Regions from separate parts of the Mus musculus genome. Here region 1 is linked to region 2. The links are chromatin loops, found by intact Hi-C in ENCODE. Cell type or tissue: left cerebral cortex. All regions are shown on one strand. Each heading gives the region's core, and the rest is flanking DNA. Links, peaks and the distances in the headings are about the cores only.

Region 1 (2,810 bases), core at 110-2,609, 220 kb after region 2:
GGCCTCTGTCTACAAGCAACTCTTTCGTCCCACACGTTCACGTTCTGAGTAGCCTGTAGGTGTGACTTGGAAGCCACCAAGTCTCCAAGCCCTGAGCCTGCTCACCACCCCTGGGCCACCATGTCACAATCGGAAAATGATAAGATGCTGACTGGTGCTCTGGTCCGAAACTCTGACAAGTGCCTCTGTCAGAGCCTACACATGGGAGAAAGTGTCATAAGCAACTTCATGGCAGGAATGCTAAAAGATCTGCTCTGGAGTTAGGCAAAGCAGGGTGTGATGTTGGCTCTGTGCCTTCCAGCTGTGTAACCGTAGGCGAGTTATTTACCTTCTCTGATTTACCCTATTGGACCTGTAACACAGACAGAGTAATAACTGAACCAAATTTGTCAGCAGATATCGGTAATCCAAGCACTGTGGAAACTGAGGCGGGGGGGGGGGGGGGCATTTCTCCTGTGTTCCAGGACAGCCTGAGCTGTATAGACAGACAGCTCCTGACTCAAAAAAATGGCAGTAGGATCTATTTCATGGTGTTGTTGGAATAATGTGGCTCTATGATACTAACTGATTAAAATGGAGACTGATCTACAAGAAGCACTAAATAAGTACTTATTATTATCATTATTAGCTGCAAAGCATCTACGGTGAGATGTGAGATTGCTTGGCGAGTTAATAAGCGATTACTTGGAATGACTTTTCTCCTCTACCGGATCACTTGGCTGCTGGATGGCTTTGAACATATTCATCTGCTATTGGAACCTCAACCACTGCAGCATGCCCGGGTTTGCATAGACACTGGCGCTTGGCAAGCTGGAGCCAGGAAGCTTAAGAAGCTATGCTAGCTCATCAAAGAGCATGAGACATTGGGAAAAGCCATTTAAAGTCAATTGGGCTGTTTACATGCAAAGAAACTTAGCAAGAAGACAGACTCCAGAGACCTTCCTTGCTCTGACCTCAGTTTCCCCATCTACAAGAGAAGGCTCCCATCGCACTGTCTCTCTCTGAATTCCTTGCCTGCAAAGGAGGTCCTTGATTCTGCCAGGACAGTCTTAACAGCCAGCCCTGGGCATGTGTCTGCAAGGCCAACTTCTGCAAGGCCAGGCGGCACTTGGCATGGGCCAGAGTTTTGCAGGGTTCTTCACACAAACCTTCCATCTAGGGCACATCTCCATGACCTCTGCAGCTTCCTAATACCCAACAGTTCCCATAGCTCCCTGATGACACTGTCTGCAGCCACTGAAGACATCTTCAATGAAGACCTCAGTCCTCACAAATATGCCTCCTTCCAGCAGGTGCCCTGTCTGTCTGCATCACTAACTTACCCAGAGTTTTCAGAAAGAACGTTCTTTGCTTCCCTATTGATATGGATATTATTTTGCACTTTAGGGGAGAACAAGTGTGTGTGTGTGTGTGTGTGTGTGTGTGTGTGTGTGTGTCTCTGTGTGTGTGTGTGTGTGTGTGTGTCTGTGTGTCTGTGTGTCTGTGTGTGTGTGTGTGTGTGTGTCTGTGTGTGTCTGTGTGTCTGTGTGTCTGTGTGTCTGTGTGTGTGTGTGTGTGTGGTTTGTCTGTGTTAAAACTTGGCATTTTTCCAAAGCAAAACCTTGCTTTAGGGTTAGGAAGACATTGCCATCTAGTGGCTGCATGCAGAAGTAACCAGACTGCAGCCAAAGAGTCCCTAAAGCTTGAATCCAACTCACTGACTTTCCCAATGTCAAGAGAGGGTTTTGGACTGTCGAGACTGGAACACACAGACCTACTGATCTCCCCGCCCCCAGCAGGGGAACCCCATCCCCTGGCCTAAAATGCTCCTTGGACTGAGGCTGGCAGGACCAGAATTGTTTCCATCCCTTGTGCCCCCTCCTGCTTTTTATCAGCATTGCGGGAGGCAGAAGAGAAAGATCAGCCATCTCTCCTGGCAACCGGCTAAAGGCTTTTCTGAGATAAGGAGGAGGCAGATAAGGAACCGGAGGGAGAGAGAAATCATTGATGGGGGAAGTGAAATGTCTTTCTTGTGTTCCCAGTCCAAGGATGGTGGCTCATGCTTTAACTCTAAAGCAAATAATGGAAGACACTTTCAGTTTGTGAAGCTTTTTTTTTTCTCTAAAATATCGATTTTGTCTCCCCCCCACCAGCCTAACTCATTGTACAAAATAATGGGTGTCATTAAGATGTTTTCAAACATGTATTAATGTGCTTTGGTCATTCACCTCCTGTGTTACCCTTCTCCTCTCTCCTAACCCCAGTCTTTCTCCCAATGGTAAGGATTAGGGATCTCAAAGAAGTAACTTCAGAAAGGAAAACCCATCACTTATGCAAAGTGTGACAATCCATTCTTGTGTAAATGGAGCCAGGAATCACAGACCTCCTTAGTTCCAACGCTTGTATTTGCATATAGCTTTGCAGTTCACTACACGCATTAATGTACTTAACATTCTTTAATCTTTACAAATACCCCCATGGACGGAATTATTAGTCATGAGCGACGAGGAAATAGAGCTTGGGAGACATTGAGCAATTTTCCTGAAGTCACACAGCTATCAATGGCAGCACTGGCTTCTCTTGCTGTCCGGACAACGTGCCAAGTGCTTCTGAGGAAACTATGGCTTCTCCCATAACTATGGCTTCTGGGGAGCAGCTAGAGAGTCTGTCACCCCGAGTTATCCCTGCCTGTCACCTACAGCCCCCCAGTCTCCCTGCAACCACTCCTACAGCTGTTTGCCTGACTGCCCAGCATGTTAGAAAACCCTATGACCCTGGCCATCATTTACAATTGGCTTAGAGACAACGCTCACATTTTTTGAGAGAGCAGC
Region 2 (2,810 bases), core at 257-2,756:
TGTCTGTATATATGTGTGGTTTTGTTTTAATCAACAGTATCTATAATGGAATTGAAGTTTAAGGTGAGCAAATAAAAATAAATCTTCCCTTTGAAAACTGGGTACCATATTCTAAGCTGATCATCACTAGACTTGGTTCTATCAAGTAACATTTAGGGGCATACAGTCTCTGAGATGTGTGTGTGAGTGAGTATGTTGCATTCAAGAGATTCACATGTACTGATGGATAAGTGAATTCTAGTGGTGGGCCTGGTGGAGTGCTCTGCCTAGATGCCCTCCTCAGCGTAGATATGCTCTCTTCTCATGCCTGTACACCCTGATCAGAAACTGCTCATCGAGGTCATAGCCTCCGAGCTGGTCTCCCTGATCCTGTGACAAGCTATGAAGGCTGGACTCCTTGACTTTAGTTCAGAACCAATCCACAGGGCTATATCCCAAATGAGGGTGTACACATTGGCTGGCTTCCTCATCCACCCCCAGCCTGCCTTCCTTACCATCATGCAGATATAGCATATGAGACCTGACCCCAGTAAATATGCTTATGGTATTACATACGAGAATCAGTTTCCAGAGTGCAGATTGTCGTCACACATCTCCCCAAGGAAAAATTCAAACCCAGGCCGGGGCTATGACTCGGCTGGTAAAGTGCTTTGCCATGCAAGCATGCAGAATTGAGTCCCAGAACTCACAGTCCCATTCCTTGTCATGCCTATATTAACATCGCTTATTATTTTCAAAAGGTTAAAGATTGAAGTCAAGTTCACCTTGTATATGGCAGTGTATGACTTCTAAAAGTCCCTTGTACCTAGTTAGAGGCTCAAATTATTTTTCTGTTTATTGTTTGAGAAAGGTAGAAGAGTCCATCAGACACACAGATATTTGAGAATAAACTCACTGACTTCATGAACCTTGCACATCAGAGTAGATACCCAAGCAATGCCACAGAGATAGAATGACAAACTAAGGAAAGAAAGGATTGTGCTGACAATATGGCTTAATGTGTGGTGGATTTGGGTGGCAGAGGTGGGGATGTCGGGGAAGCACATCAGAGCCCACTTTCCCAGAAGTCACGATGAGTTTGGGCAGATGAATCTGGTCACCTGGGACAATTGTTAAACTCAGTACTCTGTTATTTGTGGCTGGGAGACAGTGCAGGGTAAGGAGCAGTATCTCATACACTGTAGCATCTTGAGACTCAGTCTCCATCTTCTACCCACTAGATGTCAGTAGTTCCCCCGCCTAAGCTCAGCTGTGCCAATCAATCTAGTTGCCGGATGTCCCCGGTGGGGCAAAATCTAGCTGAGACTCAATTGAGCTGGGGGAAGGAGCAAGGTGGCTGAGTAGAGCAGGGTGGGAGGAAAGCATAAAGAGGTTGTATTAGCAGAGGCCATGGTAGGAGATGTGTGTTCCTGGAGCTTAGAGATGGCCTAGGTAAGTCTAGCCAAAGGGCCAGACCCCACAGACTGAGAAAGCAGGAAGTAAATTGCCTTCTTCCTGGAAAAGAAAACAGAACATATAGGGTGAGGGTGGGAATCACAATGATGATGACAGAATCTCCTGGCTGGAATCATTGGGATCCAGAAAAATGAAGCAGCCATCCCTAAGTTCCGACCTCTGAAACAAAATCAGTGGACTTGGGTGGTTACGTGGAGACCATCCATCTGGTGTTTCCCAGGACAACGGAGGGGATGACATAGGAACCTCTGTGGGCTTCATTCCATTAATCAGCAGACACTCCCCAGTATTTGCATTGTTCATGGCAGTACCTGGACCTTTAGTGTTGCTGCAGAGACTTGTCCTGCAGCTGCCTTCCCTTCTGGAGCTGCCCGAGCCAGATGGCAAAGAGAAGCAGGTTGCTGGGTGATTAGGTCTGAAGCTCATTTAAAAATCAGAAAGAGAGAGAGAGAGAGAGAGAGAGAGAGAGAGAGAGGGAGGGAGGGAGAGAGAGAGAGAGAGAGAGGGAGAGGGAGAGGGAGAGGGAGAGGGAGAGGGAGAGGGAGAGGGAGAGGGAGAGGGAGAGGGAGAGGGAGAGGGAGAGGGAGAGGGAGAGGGAGAGGGAGAGGGAGAGGGAGAGGGAGAGGGAGAGGGAGGGAGGGAGGGAGGGAATAAGTAAGAAGGAAGGAAAGAAGGAAGGAAGTCTGTCAGCAGAGGTGTAGGCTTGGTGTGTTGAGGAGCACCTCCAAATGTGTGAGGGGGTAGAGCTGCCCTGAAACAGACCCCCAAGGCCCCCAGCTTCCAGTCAACTCCTTCCCTGAATGAAGTTCCCAGCTATCCCTCCAATGGGCCATTAGATAACAAAGAGGACTCCTGTGGTAATCAGCTTCTTTGACTACCCAATGCCTGTTAACATAGTTCTGCTTTAGTGTTGGAAGAGGAGGCTGATAGAACATATAGTAATCATCTTCAATGTGAATGCCCAAGTCCACACTCCTAACAGCCCCTCAGACTCTCCAGCGTATGTGCCGGTTGCGAATCCCTGGGGTTTCCTTTTGCCTAAGACTCTATTACTGTCTGGTAAGACATTGACCCTGATAGTCCTAATCTAAATTGTTTTCAATGTTTTCTTCACAGACTTGTTTTTGCATTATTTTTGATTGTTTTAAACTATAATGTTTAGTCTGGGGATATAGCTGAGTGGCAGAGTACTTGCATGTATTATGATTTGATTTTGATTTCCAGCAAGTTACATGTATATGTAAATATACTCAGATATCTATTTTGGTGACTGAAGTATTTTAGTGTCTCTTAAATTTTATTTTATTCTGAATTGCGATGAAAAATATATAGAACATACTAACTACAATCTTACC

Evidence for each region. Hi-C counts contacts between places; a loop is a spot of excess contacts. Peaks named below come from ENCODE experiments on the same cell type or tissue, not always from the same donor. Only the 100,000 strongest peaks of a DNase experiment are listed, where the experiment ranks them.
Region 1: it touches region 2 in a loop (4-fold over the local background); 17 of 42 quality-filtered maps call a loop at or near these places.

The regions. Positions count from the first base shown.
Region 1 is chr2:103,345,864-103,348,673 of GRCm38, forward strand. The region is part of intron 1 of A930006I01Rik (RIKEN cDNA A930006I01 gene); the gene reads right to left. Among named protein-coding and RNA genes, the nearest start is that of A930006I01Rik, 25 kb to the right of the region's middle. In left cerebral cortex, for the core only: a CTCF peak has its summit at 1,658 (motif pointing left); a DNase peak (open chromatin) is centred at 1,656; H3K4me3 peaks cover 195 bases.
Region 2 is chr2:103,130,108-103,132,917 of GRCm38, forward strand. No RefSeq gene overlaps it. Among named protein-coding and RNA genes, the nearest start is that of Apip, 58 kb to the left of the region's middle. In left cerebral cortex, for the core only: a CTCF peak has its summit at 1,224 (motif pointing right); a DNase peak (open chromatin) is centred at 1,240.